2 separate regions of the Mus musculus genome follow, and region 1 is linked to region 2. The links are chromatin loops, found by intact Hi-C in ENCODE. Cell type or tissue: heart. All regions are shown on one strand.

Evidence for each region. Peaks named below come from ENCODE experiments on the same cell type or tissue, not always from the same donor. Only the 100,000 strongest peaks of a DNase experiment are listed, where the experiment ranks them.
Region 1: it touches region 2 in a loop (2.7-fold over the local background); 3 of 42 quality-filtered maps call a loop at or near these places.

The regions. Positions count from the first base shown.
Region 1 is chr7:27,587,737-27,595,736 of GRCm38, reverse strand. It overlaps Akt2 (thymoma viral proto-oncogene 2), which reads right to left and starts at 4,185. Exons shown (of 14, transcript NM_001110208.2): 1 at 3,858-4,185. It also overlaps the pseudogene Gm18046. In heart, CTCF peaks have their summits at 3,769, 4,712 (motif pointing right) and 7,799 (motif pointing right); DNase peaks (open chromatin) are centred at 2,536, 2,976, 3,766 and 4,156; H3K4me3 peaks cover 2,730 bases; H3K27ac peaks cover 4,106 bases.
Region 2 is chr7:27,328,417-27,336,416 of GRCm38, reverse strand. Ltbp4 (latent transforming growth factor beta binding protein 4) reads left to right here and starts at 2,769. Exons shown (of 30, transcript NM_001113549.1): 1 at 2,769-3,062; 2 at 6,099-6,290; 3 at 6,599-6,846; 4 at 6,936-7,038; 5 at 7,375-7,449; 6 at 7,555-7,677. The coding sequence starts at 2,813. Gm30543 (a long non-coding RNA gene) reads right to left here and starts at 6,607. Exons shown (of 2, transcript XR_391221.3): 1 at 6,528-6,607. In heart, CTCF peaks have their summits at 340 (motif pointing left), 1,570, 3,633 (motif pointing left), 6,891 and 1 weaker place; DNase peaks (open chromatin) are centred at 1,706, 3,746, 3,816, 5,266 and 6 weaker places; H3K4me3 peaks cover 6,857 bases; H3K27ac peaks cover 2,968 bases; H3K27me3 peaks cover 7,479 bases.

The sequences.
Region 1 (8,000 bases), 260 kb before region 2:
GGCAAAGAAGCTCCTGATGGTCCCCAGGGCCTCACCCAAATTCACCACCTAGCAGCTAACCTATTCCTTGCTTACCCTCCTGTTGGTTTCCTTCAGCTCCACAAAAGACTTGTGTTTTGTAAACAGGGTGTTACTATGTAGTCCTGGTTAATCTGGAACATACTATGTACATCAGACTGGCCTGGAACCCACAGAGACCCACCAGCATCTGTCTCTTCAGCGCTGGGATTAAAGACATGCTGTACAACGTTGGACAGAATTGGGACTCTGTCAGTACCCTAGTATTTTCACCTGATGCAACACCCTGCCTGCTCCCAACCTTTCCACCACTCCATGACTGTGGCAGGGATTTAGAAAAAGCACACAAAACAAAGGTATGAACCAACTCTGGAACGTGGGAAGGACCTACAGTTTGTACCGAGAGGCACTTGTTAGCTGACTTTACTGTGTGCCACCTTGACTCTACATTTGGGAAAGTGACTAACGTCAGCCCTGCTTTTCTCCTGATGTCCTCTGACAAACTACTACAAACTAGCTAGGGCACAGAATCCTAGCAGCAGTGAATTATAATTTGCTAGGCCACGCTGAGCACATACCTGTCTATCACTTGCGCCAGACATAGAAGAGGCTGCAGTATCTAGGATTCCCTGTTGCCACCTAAGGAAGGCATTGTCCTCCCTGAACTCAGATAAGGCTTCAAGAAGGCTGAAGTGCCCACTCAGAGCTACACAGCTAGCACCTGGAAGGCTGGATTTGAACTCAGTGCTTAGTACTGCACTATAGCCTTTTTGAAAACTGTGTGTATTATTGTGTATGTACATGTACATAGTTGGGGACATGCTGTGACATGCAGAGGACGACTGTGGAGCTGGTTCTGACCTTCTACCCTTATGTGGGTTCTGAGGATTGAACACAGGTTGCAAGGCCTGCATAATAGCAAATGTCTTCACCCCCTGAGCCATCTTGTCAGCCCAACATAGCTCTTTACAGAAGCTGGGAACCAGGACATTGAATGTCTAGATGGAGACTGGACAGAGTTGGATTCCTAGACACCTAACAGAAGCGAAAGCAGGGGATGGATAAGGTGGGTGCCTCGTCCTACAGCAGGTTCTGAGTGTCCGCAGAGACTCCCATGGCTTGGCACCATGGTAGAAGCTTTCTATCGATCGGTTAAGTCACTCACTGGCTCTTCACAGCAGCTGGAGCTGAGCGCCTTCGGAGTCTACTGCATGTAGATATTCTCACTCCAATCACACAGCCCGAAGAGCTCATGCTCACCCTGCCTCTAACTGGGGTCCATAGCTGCTCTCACCACCTCGCGGAATGGCTCTCCTGCTAGCGTCTTCTGTCCCCAGCACACATGTACTCAGGGCTAAAAGAGGTCTTATTCAGTTCTGTCCCCCAGTTTCTCCCGAAAAACCTGAAATGCTGAAACTTTCAAGTACAGGAACATCCAAAGAATGCAGACACCCAGAACCAGGCTCAAGAGGGCAGAGAGCACTGCAGCCTGGGACCTCTGCGTCTAAATCCCAGCCTGGCTTCCAAGGGGTCTGATTCAGACCTGGAAAAAAGCACCTTCTCCTTCAGGCTGCAATTTCTAATTTTGCTTCAACAAAAAGAAATAAAATGCTATATAAAGCCACAAGCCCAAAGCTGGGCACAGAGTAGTTAGTCGCAAACAGAAGCCACAATGGCTCAGTGCCTTGGTTGCCTTACCTGTGACCTGGGCATAACATTCCTACCTCACTGTTAGGTCTCTATAAAGTAGACAGAACGATAGGTACACAACTATAATATTTGAAACTTACATGAAGCCATCCATGTGCAAAAGGCCTATCATATCCCTAGCATGATAGGACTACTAAATAGCACATACTACCCACTATCACTTGAAATGGTGCAGCCCTGTGACTCGGTTTCCTCAACTAAAAAGGACAGCATGACAACAGAGTCTGCTACTCTAGACCGCAAGGCATCCTCCACAGTGTGTGGCACACTGAATGCTCTGAGTGAAGGTCAGCTATCAATTTCACGGTCATTACTTTTATAGCGCCTGTTAACTCTATCAGGCAAACCTTCTGAAAGCTCCTTGGAGAGGTCGAGAAGCCCATCCCTGGTGGAGAAAACCCTAGAGGACACCCACTGCCTGCACCTTCTCTCTGGGAACCACGCCGCACTGAGGCCGGCAAGCACGGACACCAACGCTGTAGATCAATGGCTACTGTCTGTTCCCTTGACCATATCACCAGACTTGTCAGCTAGGTCAATCAGGGCCTGCAGCCAATCCTCCAGGAAATTTAGACCTAGGACAAAGGTTACAGGGCAAGCCAAGATCACAAGCTAGCCTAAGGAGCAAGGACACTGGCCACACACTTCTGGGGTTCCCTGCTTAGGGACCACAGTAAGAAACTAGGTCTGTGAGGAACCTAAAGCAGTCCCAAACACTATTACGTAGCCTTTCTCCCTAGGTCAGACCAAGCTGGATAAAGTACACTCCCCTCCAAGTACCCTTGGCCTCTGCAGAGCGAACAGCTGGGAAAACAGCACTCAACCTCACCAAGAGGCCAACTGTTATCACTCAACTAGTAGGAGCGTAAACAGGACTCTAGATTGAGCTGGTAACAGGGAGGCACAAGCAGCCACGTGGCCAGGGCTGGAGAAACGTGGGCCCCTTCACATCCATATCCACGACACCAGGCAGTACCTGAACTCTCACCTGCATCTCTGAGGAGGGAATAGTAAACAGGCTAAAAATCAGCCTGACCTGAACCTATGGTTTTCTAGCAGGGGGAGGCCTGTCACCAGGTGCCAAAAGTTCTCCAAATGAGAGAAACAGGGGCCCCAAATTCTGAGAATAAAGATGCCCCCCCCCCACTTCGCTCTAGAGAGCTGTCCCTTAAAACACACCTTCCGCCCAAAAGGTGACAGGCAGGTCCAGAGGCACTTCTCCTTATCCAAGCCCGATAGCCCCTCCCTTTCCTAGTAGGGAGCCAGACTAGAGATCAGAAAACTTCAGTGACTTCTAAAACACATCTCCACCCCCGGAAGCAAAGAACTTGCCAAAGGATGTCCCACACACCTTAAAGAGAAATAATCTGAGAGGGTTCTGGAGTGGTGAGTGGACAACCCCATGATAAAAAGCAGCCCAGTAACGATCCCGTTTTCCCCAAAGTCATAAAGAAGTTCAAGAAAGGGTGAGCTGAGTGTAAACGCCCACCCCTGCATATTACAGGAAGAGAAAAGCGCTCCTCGCCCACTCAGTATCACACCCCTAAAAGTACGCCCCTTAACACTCACTCGGGCCTCCCAGCACCCTGTGCCTCAAAGATGATAAACATCACAGCCCTCCACCCGACCCTGTTCTCCTCTAAGTACAAAGACTGCTCTCTCGTGTCTAGGTGGTACTACCCTGACTGCCCCAACACGGCCACCCTGGGCCCAGACCCCTCTCCAGAAGCTCCCATCCCTCTAAGTGCACTATAGGAACGGCTCCCAAAGCACCCAAGCGGCACTTGACACGGTGAGCGCCTCAAAAGCTGGACAGGCTGGCACCACAGAGAAGGAGCTGTCTCCCCCGATGTCCCCGAGGGCAGCCCCCAGCCCGCACACTCAGAGAGAGCTCCCCCCGCCGCCGCAGTGGTATGGACCACGGCACCCGCCCCGCGTCCCTCTGGGTTTGTCCCCCCCAGCCCCGCAGCAGGCGCCCCCACTCCGTTCCGGAAGAGGGGGGGAGCCTCCAGGTCCGTGGTCCCCGCCAGGCGGGCACGGGTGGTACGGCCCAGCGAGGCCCCACGGGGGGCCAGGACGCGACCATCGCGGAGGGGAGGGCGCTTGGGGACACGCGCTGGCGTACTCACCTGTCACCGGCGGCCGCCCAGCCTCTCCGGCCGGGCTCTACCCCCGCCCATCGCCACGCTGAGCTCGTTCCCGCTCCTTATTTATGAACTGGCGGCAGCAACGGCGGCAGTGCTGGCGGCGGCGACGCCTTCTCGGAGTCAGGCCCAACGGCTCGCGCAGCGCGGGCCCCCCCGCCCCCTCCCCCCAGCCCCCAGCCCCCACTCACAGCCCCCTCCCACCCGCTGGCCGGAAATACCGCCTTTTCCAGCCACAAACAGGAACTGACGTAGTAGACCAAGGGAATGGCCTCAGAAAACATCAGACCGCAAGCGCAGGAACTAGGAGGCAGGCAGGCTCAAGGCAGCGCGCCTGCGTACTTTAGGCACCCGTCACGTTAACTTTTTATTTATTTATTTTTTTTAAGAGCCCCGTTCTGAGCTGGGGGGGCGGAGGGGGGGGTAGCATTACACATGCGCAGTAGGACACCAACAAGTAGGCTTTCCCCGAAGGCCCAGTGATTACTTCCCGGCAATCAAAGGGCTTTATTTACATATGCTTTGATCTTGTTTTATTCTTCTCTTTCCTGCCTTCCTAGTTCCTAGACCAGCGGTTCTTCACTTGGGAACCTCTCACAGGGGTTGCCTAAGATCATCGGAAAATTCAGATATTTACATTATGATTCATAAGAATAGCAAAATTAGTTATGAAGTGACAACGAAAATAATTTTATGTTTGGGGGATCACCACATGAGGAACTGTATTAAAGAGTCACATTAGGTAGACTGAGAAACACTGTCCTAGACTTTCTTTTTTTCTTTCTTTTTTTTTTTTTTTTTTTTTTTAACTTAATGTATGAGTGCTCTGATCTGCAGGCCAGAAGAGGGCATCAGATCCCCTTATAGATGGTAGTGAGCCACCATGTGATTGCTGGGACTTGAACTCAGGACCTCTGGAAGAGCAGTTAGTGTTCTTAACCGCTGAGCCATCTTACCAGCCTGACTTTTTTTTTTTTTTTGGTTTTTCGAGACAGGGTTTCTGTGTATAGCCCTGGCTGTCCTGAAACTCGCCCTGTAGACCAAGCTGTCTTGAACTCAGAGATCTGCCTGCTTCTGCCTTCTGAGCAATAGGATTAAAGGCCTGGCCTGCCACTGCCAGGCTCCTAGATGCTTACTTATAGAGACCCAAAACAAGTTAGTTAAGATCAAGCACAAAGCAGGGTATGGCAACAGGTCTGTTACTGCATCATTCTGGATGTTGGGGCAGGCCAGCTAGACCTTGTCTCAAAAAAAAAAAAAGATGTTGCACTCAAGCTTTGAGCCACATAACCCCACATTAGAATATCCTCTTCTGTAACTATGGGCTGACTTCTGTATCCACATCTCAAGAATCCACATCTTCAAAACACAAATAACCTTGGATTATCTTACGAAAACAGTTCTTATTAAACTGTGACTTCAAAATATTAATGTCACTTGCACATGATATATATCTAAATAAATGTGGGACTTATAATTTCTCATATGGAGTAACTTGAGCCCATGTAAGACTTAAAACCACAGAAAATCGCTCACAGAAAAAAAGGTATATAGGTTGCACGGCTGTAACCCACCTCTGCAGACCCTGAAACAAGAGGACTAAGAATTCCATGCCAGATTGGGATTCATAGTAAGACCTTGAAATTTCAAGGTTTCCCTTAATTATTGGGGATGGAGTAGATGCAAGTGAGGAGCCAGAGAGGAGAGCATCAGACTGGAGCTACAGCTTCTGACCACTGTAGTCAGCGCCATGGGGAGCTCCCAGCCAGACTCAAGTCCTTGCAAAAGCTGGAGGCTTTTTTTTTTTTTTTTTTTTTTTTTTGGTTTTTCGAGACAGGGTTTCTCGAGACAGGGTTTCTCCATGTAGCCCTGGCTGTCCTGGAACTCACTCTGTAGACCAGGCTGGCCTCGAACTCAGAAATCCGCCTGCCTCTGCCTCTGCCTCCAGAGTGCTGGGATTAAAGGCGTGCGCCACCACGCCCGGCTTGCTGGAGGCTTTTTTATTAGTATTTTATTTCAACATTAATGGGTGGCTGGGGGGCTTAGCAGTTAAGAACAACCCCTGATCCCCAGAGAACTGAACTTCAGCTCTCAGATCCCACATACCTTTTTTTTTTTTTCGTTTGTTTGTTTTTCTGTAAGCAGAGGGAAATGTTTTCGTTTTGGGAAAAAGCCATGTAGCCTTGAGCTCATAAAAATCCTCCTATGCCAGCCTAGGCAAGTGCTGGGATTACAGAGATGCCACTTTACCCAGGTCATATGAGGGGCTCACAGGTGCCTCAGCGGGTGTACATACCTGTTTGCCAAGCCTAATAACCTAAATGTAATCCCTTGGGACTAATATGGTGGAAGGAGAACAGACACCCTCCAATTGTTCTCTGACCTCACATGTACACCACGGCACACAAACACACTATAAAGTGCAGTAAATCTTTAATCCCAACACTCGGGAGGCAGGGGCAGGCGGATCCCTGGGAGCTCCAGCCAAGCCAGGGCTACACTGAGATCCTGCCACAAGTTAAGAACACTTATTACTCTTTTTTTAATTTATTGTTTTATTTATTTATTTTAAAGATTTATTATATTTATATGAGTACACTGTAGCTGTCTTCAGACACACCAAAGGAGGGCATCAGATCTCATTACGGATGGTTGTGAGCCACCATGTGGTTGCTGGGATTTGAACTCAGGACCTCTGGAAGAGCAGTCGGTGCTCTTAACCGCTGAGCCATCTCACCAGCCCCCACTTATTACTCTTGAAGATAACCTTGGTTCTATTTCCAACACCCACATACCAGTTTACAACTCTCTTCTGATCTTTGAGAGCACCAACCGTGCACATGGTACACACACACACAGACAAAACACTTAAACTAAGAGACCCCAGATTCTTTTTAAGAGATAAAATGGTTCTTCCTATAAGCATTCTGAGGTGACCTATGAAGATGGCTTGCTACTCTACTGACCCAGAAACTCCTACAAAATCATGCAAATAAACAAGTTCAAATCTTCATGTTCAGTTTAAGAACACTGGTGAAACTGCCAGGCCATCAAGGGTAGGCATATGTGGGAAGTCACCAAGTGTCTGAAGGATGTCACTTTAAAGAAGCAATGTCCTATAATGGTGGAGTGTAGGTATTCCCAGGCCAACCAATGGGGCTACACAGGGTCAGTGGCCAAAACAGACTGCTGAATGTTTGCAGCACATGCTTAGCAATGCGGAGAGTAACCCTGAACTTAGGGGTTTAGACGTAGATTCTCTAGTCATTGAACACATCCAGGTGAACAAGGCACCTAAGATGCGCCGACGAACCTACAGAGCTCATGGCTGGATTAACCCACACATGAGCTCCCCCTGCCACAGTGAGATGATCCTCACTGAGAAGGAACAATCGTTCCAAAGCCAGAAGAGGAAGTCGCACAGAAATAAAAAGCTATCCCAGGCGAAACAAAAATGTACCACATGGGAATAAATTCAGCATAAAAAAAATGCAGATAAAAGTAAAAATTAATTTAAAAATGTAAAATAGTTGAAAATCAAGTGTATCTTATTCTGTAGAACTGGCTGACTTGGAACTCAGTAAGTAGATCAGACTGGCCTTGAACTCAGTGGTCTGCTTACGTCTGTCTCCCAAGTGGTGGGACTAAAGGTGCACTACCATGCCCCATCTGGCAGCTAACTCGACAGTCCTCCTACCTTAGCAACTCAAGTAAGTGCTGCACCACTGCACTCAGTTCCTAAAAACCAGAAACAAAATGAACAAGAACTATATAGTGAGTTCCAGGGTAGCTAGCACTACACAGCGAACTCTTCTCAAGAAGAGTCCTATTGATTGCTGTTACAAACTCTGCCCCTCCCCCTAAAAAGAGTCAACTACTTAACCAGTAAGGAAATGTATTAGTATGTATTAGTTATATTTATGCTCTTGCCACAAGATGGCACCATATATATGAGCTGGTCATTCTTTTTTTTTTTAATTATAAAAGGCAAGATTTCTTTCTTTTTTTTTTTTTTTTTTTTGGTTTTTCAAGACAGGGTTTCTTCATGTAGCCTTGGCTGTCCTGGACAGCCAGAGCTATACAGAGAAACCCTGTCGCAAATATCCAAAAAAACAACAAAAAACAACA
Region 2 (8,000 bases):
CTCACCCCCCCCTCTAACTTGGGGATAATGGACTTGTCTGGGGGGCCCCTGGGTGACGACGCTCTGGCAGTACCGCTGAAGGGTCGCGGCTGAGACCCAGTGGCACTGAGACATATCCGGAAAAGACCCTTTCCTCTCGGACATTGAAGTTCAAGGACCAGGAGACGCTGGTCCCAGGACGTACATCCTAGAAAGGCGGGAACTGGATAAAATTCAGGCCTCGGGATTCCCAATTCTGGACTTCGGTATCCCTACCACCTCAGCACTGTGCTGGACCCGTAGTCTAAGGCGACACCGCAGTGCACAGCCGCCGAGGTCTGTGCATGTAGCGCCACCTACTGTTCGATGTTAGGATGGCGTCTGAGCCTCCACTCTCCTCGAATTAGTGGGCGGAGTTCTAGATCCCAGACAGTCCAGGCTTGTAGATTCGCTTAGAACTCTCCTTTGAAAGTCTCTTGAAATAATTTTAAGCCTGGCGTGATGGCTTATGTATGTAACTTTAGCTTTAGTGGAGAATGAAGCAGGAGGATTGTCGTGAGTTTGAGGGCTACCTGGGCTACACAGTACATTCTAGACCTTGTCTCAAAATAATGATAGTAATGAGTGCTTGGAATTCCCTTGAATCTTGTCTTGGTTTCTCCTCTGTCCTCCACCCCTGCTCTCCTTTGTTCTGAGGCCTGAACAGTCCCACTCTCCTATTTACAGTGTTGCTGCCTGTCACTGCTGCCTAGACCAGACACCTAAGAGTAGCCGCTGCACCCGAGGTGGGTTCTTCCAGGTGGGGTATGGGTATGGGTCCCCAGCGTCATCCAAAATGAAGAGATGGACGATGGCAGAGGCTTGGCCCTGCTTTTCTACTGAATCCCTGATTGTCTCTAAAGCTTCCTGCAGGGTCCGGAACTGCCCACCTGCCAAGTGCACAGGTCTAGAGGGGTGCCTGACCCCAACACCTTCGGTGCCCAGCCCCAGCCGCAGTCCCGTGGAGAAGAGTCAGGTATCCCTCAACTGGCAGCCACTGACGTAAGCATATAATTCCTCCCCTTCCAACACACACACACACACACACACACACACACACACACACACACGCACGCACGCACACGCACACTGGCCTTTCACTATTAACTCATTGTCTGTGTTTCTGTTTATTCTTCCTTGCCTGGCTGAATCATTGGGTCTTTGCTTCTTGATCTGTTTCTGTCTCTACGCCCCACCCACTTTTCCCTTCCCATCCATCTCATATCGCTTCTCTTTCCATACCCTTTTTTTTTTTTTCTTCTTCCATAGTCCTTTCTCTGAAAGTATTTCTCTAAAGATATCCCAAGCCTTGCTCCCAATAAAAGGGCTGGGGGCAATGTTGGGCAAACCCACTCCTGGAAGTGCTCCTGGCTTAGGAGGGTTCCCCCCCCCCTTGAGGTGAGGAGGCCAATTTAATAGTAGTGACAGCCTCTTCCACCCTCTTCCACCTAGTTTGCAGGAGGCCCGAGCTCTGCTGAGGCAAAGGCGGCCCCGAGGGCCGTGGGCCCGGGCATTGCTGAAAAGAAGGCCCCCACATCGCGCCCCTGCCGGCCAGGCCCGGGGTAAGAACATCCGCCCTTCCTCCGTGTAGGGGGTGGAGGGGGGTGGTTCCGGGCCAGATAAAGCCGTCTGGTTCCCACGGTGCTGCCGCCGCCTACCAGTCCCCTATTGTAGCTTGGTCCACCCCACTCCCCAGGATGCGGCCACCTCTAGGGACCCCTGCGTCCGGCAGTATGAGGTGAGCCAGGGACAGAACTAGACGCAGGCCAAAGGCGCTGACCCATCAGGGTGGGGCCGGGAAGCCAGGCGTCCGGGCTCCCGTGGCTGAAGAGGGGGGCAACTCGCCCAGCAGAGAGCGAGGCTGAACCAGTCCAGACAACAAAAGCGATTGTGCGGGTTGGCGCCTGCCCCGGCACAAAATGCCCAAGATTGCGGGACGGCTGGGGGCCAAAGACCTTTCCCTCTTACATGCCAGACCGTCCCTTGACCCTACTTTTACTACAGCCCGGTACCCCAGATTAGAGCACTCTATAGACTCAACTACCCTCAGAAGCCCTCTCCTGCTGTGTGGCCTTCAGCCCAGATGCATCCCCCTCCTTCCTAAGGTTTTCCAGATGTGTGCCCCAGGCCAGATGTGAGGACCCCCGCCCACAGCTTTATTCATTCTGACCTCTCCCACCAGGTGTAGAGAGTCTTGGTGTGCTGTGGCGTCTTCAGGTGTAAGCGCCTTAGTCTCCTCTCCAGAATTCAGCTCCTCTAATTCCTTTATGTGTCCTGTACACCGACCCTTCTCGTCACCCACAGATGTACCATCTTGCTGCCCAAATGTGCCATCCTTGTCCTCTATCTAGATGAAGCCTCTTCCCCCCCACCCCCTACCCCCGTGCCTGGTCAGAGGATCAGTCTTCAGCTGGCTCCCCAAATGCGGCCCCCATTACTCTAATGGATTTCCTCTCAATGGATTCAACTCTCTCTGGGAGCAAACCCGCCCGCCCCCACCTGTTCCCTTCCCTGCTACTCCCCATAGGCCCCATCCACTTGTTGGAGCACGGGTGGGAGCAGAGGGGGCGCCCTCCCCTCCCCCCTGCGAGTCTAGCGCCCAGCCTTCGCGCCTCTGGCTAAGCGCCCAGCCCCACGCGCCCCCGCGCGGCCGCCCGGGAGGGAGCGATGGGGAGGGGGGGCTGAGCGGGGGCGCGGCCGCCCTCCCCCGCGGGCGGGCGGGCGAGCGGGCGGGCGCGGCCGGGCCCCTCGGGCGGGCTGGGGCGGCGGCGCGGTGGAGCGCGGCGCTGCAGCCATGGCGGGCGGCGCGCAGCTGCTCTGGGTGTCGCTATTGGTGCTGCTGGCGCAGCTGGGGCCGCAGCCCGTACTGGGCCGACCCCGAGAGCGTCTTCGCGTGCGCTTCACCCCCGCTGTGTGCGGCCTGCGTTGCATCCACGGGCCCACTGGCTCCCGCTGTACCCCGACCTGCGCGCCCCGCAACGCCACCAGCGTGGACAGCGGCGCGCCCGGCGGGGCGGCCCCGGGGGGACCCGGCTTCCGCGCCTGTGAGTGCGGGATGGTGCTCCCAAGGGAGGAGTGCCCGGAGGGAGGACCCTGGAGACAATGCCTTAGGGAGCAGGAGCCCAGATTCCATGTACAGAAATGCTGGGGACTCCGTGGGGTCTTTGAGGAAGGGGGCTCTGAATTCCTTATTTGGGGAGTGGATCTCCAGGGCGCTGATTTCAGGAGCATTGAGTGTTTTTGGAACTGTGGTGTCCCACGTGAACGGACTGAGACTAGCTTTCATCCCTTTCAGTCAAGGCGAGGATCTTAGGATCTGGGAACTTTTGAGATGGGGCCCAAATTCGCAGACTGTGCGTAGTGGGTCAGCAAGGAGTGTTTCAGAGTCGCATGGGGTGGTGGGGCATATCTCAAGTTTCTAGGTCTGTCTTTGAGTGGGGGAAGACTAGGAAAGTCTGGCATGGGACTGCTTGTGATGAAGAGCTAAGCGGGAGGGGACCCAGGAAAGACGGGGTGCCTTTCGGCAAGACCTGAGTTACAGCGGTTCCACGTGCGACAGATATCCAGATAGGAGGCCTGAGGAAAGGGCGCCCCCTGGGGGAGGAAGGGACCGGCTTGCGCTTCAGCTTCCTCTAGACAAGGGGAGCATTCTGGGGTTCAGGTGAGGTCAGGAGGGTGCGCCACCTGCTAGCCCAGAGTGTGGGGATGGACTTGGGGGTCGGGTTTTCATTGCTTCTCACCCCTTACGCCCTCCGGAATGGGGAGTGGGGCCCCTGGCGCCGAGAACTCGCCCAGGCTGGCCCCCAGCCAGCCCAACCCGGCCGGCGTGAGCTCATCTCCCGCCCGAGCCCCCGCCCGCTACCACTCCCTCTCTCCGCCCCTTCCTCCCTCCTTCCTTCACTCTCTCCCGGCCCAGCCCCAACTCGCCCGTGCCAGGCGCCGTGCCCAGACGGGTGCCAAACCCCTGGAGGCACAAGGAGGAACATGTGAAGGCGGGCTGACCTCGGCAAGACCCCTATGTCCTTAGCTTCCTGTTCTTCCAATGTTGTGGGACATGAAGTTAGTTTTGCCCATTTAGCAGCAAGCCCTCTGATATGGGCACCCTGAGCTGGGAGTCTGTATTCAAGGCAAGGGCAGGCAGTGAAATGACTTAAGAGACTAAGAAATGCCCCTAAACGTGGTGGCTTCCTCCCATCTGAGACACTTCCATTTTTCCAATCTTGCTTCTTTGCTGAGCCCTTCTTAAGCTCTGCCCTTAAAAAAAAAAAAAAAATTAAGGTACCTGGAGTCCAGGTTTAACGCTCCTGACAGGAAATCCGGGTTTTTGGATCCCGGATCCAAAGGTCCCTCTTCACCCAGGGGCAAACACTACAGGAACTCCTCCAGCCCAGTTTCTTCTCCCTCTTTGGAGGTACTCCTCCAAGCTGCGCCCCTCCCAGGAGAATTCTAATATTGTCACCCAGCGGCTTCTCGCTTCCCCTGAAACATTCAAGCATGAGCCTTAAGTGGAGATACTTCTCCCCCTCCAACATCTCCCCCGATTCTCTTCCCACGTAGCTTCATTTTTCCTTCTCTTTCTAAGGTAGCCTTCCCAGACCTATCCACACAGGGCCATTAATCAAGACTCGGGGCAACCAGATCCTTGGCTAGGGAGGAGTAGGACTTTCCAGCGATTCCTAAGGTCCCCGCAACTTGAGAGTTTTAACGTGCTAGAAACGATCAGACTCCACTTCTCCTTGTCCTCAGCTCCCTCACATGGGCCACACCCCCGCCTCCAGAAAGTACTAGTCCTGTTTTCTAGGCAACTCTCCGAAAGGACTTGAAAGACTCTTGGTTGAGAGCCTAGATTTGTTCTGAGCTAGCCTCACCCTGCCTCCTAGAAAACTTGGGTTTTCTTTGAACCTCAGAGTACTGCCTCCATGCTCATATCTTCCAAAGACGCCTGTCCCTTGATTCGTCTAGACTGAGGTGGCTCCCCTCTGCCTCCTTTTGTATGGCTGTGGCTCAGAAAATCACACACACACACACACACACACCTCCCAGGACAGCCCGGGCTGTCTGCTCCCTCCTTCCCCTGAGTGCAGCTGTCTCCAGCTGTTTTCGGCAGCCCCATGGGAGGAAGGGAGGGGGGTGCCCTCGAAAGACACGTCCGGCCTCCTTTGGCTCAGCAGTCCGGGGCTCCCCAAGGGTCCGGAATGCGGAGACGACGCCCTGCCTCCGCTGCACCCCTTTCTTTGTTTACCCCACCGCACAGCTGGCAGTGCCCCGCCCAGAGGTGGCCAAGGGCCCAGAGAGGGCGCGCGGAGGGGAGTAGAGGCGCGTCCCCGCTAGTTGCCCCGCCCGATGCTACCGGAGGCCGGGAGGGAAGGCTGAAAAGCTGGCTGTGGGCGGGGCTAAGGCGCCTAGCTCGCCCAAGAGTGGGAGGGGCGTGATTCGGAGCAAATCAGAGGGAGGAAAGTGAGTAGGCGGGGCTAAGGCTAAGGTACCTGGGTTAGGCGGAGTTTACAATGTCAGGTAGAAGGCCATGTGGGCGGGACTAGAAAGGGGTGCCTAGCCAATGGGAAAAGCCTGAACTTTTTGGATTCCAGCTGAGACACAAAAGGGAAACTTCGGTTTGTTTTGAGCGAAGGTAATCCAGTGGGCGGGAATATCACTGTTTGGGCGGGGCTGGGACGCCCGAACTTAAACAGAAAATGGGAAGGAGAATGAAATAGAGGGAGGAGGCTGAGTAAACCCACCTAAAAGGCGGGACTATGTGATAGTCGCGCGACTTGACCCACCCGACATAGTCAGCCAGATTTGGGGAAGGTTGTTGTGGTAGCATACTGCTATAATCCCAAAAATTGGGAAGCGGAGTCAGGAGTCAAGAGTTAAAGCATTGGCTATATAGTGAGTTTTCGAGACTAGCCTGGGCTACATTAGTCCCTATCTTAAAACAAAAGCAAACAAACGGGAAAAGTCACCTACGATGGAGAGATGTAAGGATGGTGTACCTTGAGGCCCTCGTTTCAGTGCTGGGTACTGAGTTAGCTGTCTGCCAGGCACAGTACTGATATTTTGTATCCTTGCTTTCTTCTCAGTCCTATGTCCCTTGATCTGTCACAACGGTGGTGTGTGTGTGAAGCCTGATCGCTGCCTTTGCCCCCCGGACTTCGCTGGCAAATTCTGCCAATTGCATTCTTCGGGGGCCCGGCCCCCGGCCCCAGCCATGCCGGGCCTTACCCGCTCCGTTTATACAATGCCACTAGCCAACCACCGCGATGATGAACACGGTGAGGAGAATTTAGCCAAAGGGCCTCTGATCCCGCTTTCCTCAAGAACCTGACCGTTCTCTGACCAAGTTTGTTGCCTTCTCTGCTACCCTCCTAAGATCGGTTTGGTGGCTTCCACCTGTAATCCCACCACTCGGGATGCAGAGGCAGGAGGATCACTGAAAATTGCAGGCCATATTACATTACCACGCCACCCCACCCCCACCTCCCAATATAAAGTACCCATCCTCAGCTCACCTCTCCAATCTACTCCTAGCAAGTCAGAGCTCGTGTAGATATATCCCATTGTCCATCTTGCCTCTGCTCAGGAGTAGCATCGATGGTGAGCGTGCACGTGGAGCACCCTCAGGAGGCATCAGTGGTGGTGCACCAAGTGGAACGTGTGTCGGGCCCCTGGGAGGAGGCGAACCCTGAAGCCCTAGCCAGGGCTGAAGCGGCGGCACGGGCCGAGGCGGCGGCGCCCTACACAGTGCTGGCACAGAGCGCGCCACGCGAGGACGGCTACTCAGACGCCTCCGGCTTCGGTTACTGTTTTAGAGAACTGCGCGGAAGCGAAGTGAGCCGAGGCCGGCGGGTGAGGGTAGGGGGAAATCCCTTAAAAATGCCACCACGCGGGGGCGCGCTCACGCCTCACTTCTTCTACAGTGTGCATCGCCGCTGCCAGGGCTCCGGACGCAGGAAGTCTGCTGCCGAGGAGAGGGCTTGGCCTGGGGTGTTCATGATTGTCACCCGTGCGCGGAACACCTGAGTAAGAAGGCCTGGGTCGTCCCCAAACCTCGCCTCTTCTCCTCCGGGCACAGATAAACCCTAGTCACAAGATCTAGCTATATCTACCTACCTTGTGGGTGGTCATGTCTATCTAGGTTTTTCTATACCATTTATCCCATTTTCTGATTTCGGTCACTTTTCTAACGGCCTTTGTGCCTTTGTCTTATCGTGCATTTCGAGAGCCTCCGATCTTACTTACTGAGCTGCCAGGCTGACTCGGTAGTTCAAACCACACTTCACTCCCATTTCTTCTTCAAAATTGCCTGGTTATCTCTCTGCCAATCTGTCCCCGCTCCCATCCCTCCTTTCTCCACAGGGAACTCCAACCAAGTGAGTGGCCCAAATGGACCTTGTCCACCCGGCTTCGAGAGAGTTAATGGGTCCTGTGTAGGTAAGGCCCGGCAGGGGGCAGGGAACCGAGGGCTAGTCTTTCAAGGTTGGGCTGCCAGGGGTTTAGTAGTCCCAGACTCGCCAAAAACTTCCTCAACTCTTGCAGATGTGGATGAGTGCGCCACCGGTGGGCGTTGCCAACACGGGGAGTGTGCCAACACTCGTGGCGGCTACACGTGTGTATGTCCGGACGGTTTCCTCCTGGACTCTTCCCGCAGCAGCTGCATCTGTGAGCCACCAGGAAAGGGGGCGGGGCTGTGAAGCTGGTTCCTAAATTGCTCATGACCTTAGAAAACATCCCAGAATATTTCTGAATTCTTAATTCCCTTAGATACTCCAAACCCTTCTAGCCCCTCAGACTCCCAGAATCTTGAATTTCTTTAGGATCTCCAAATTCTCTCGACCTCTTGACCTCTTGACAGCGTTCAGATTCTTATACTCAGATTCTCATTTATAGCTTACTTCAAACCTTGGGGCACTCTTGGCTCTCCCCTAGATCTCTCTAGATGCCCCTCCCACTTACCCACTAAAGCCTCTCGGAGGGGCCATTCA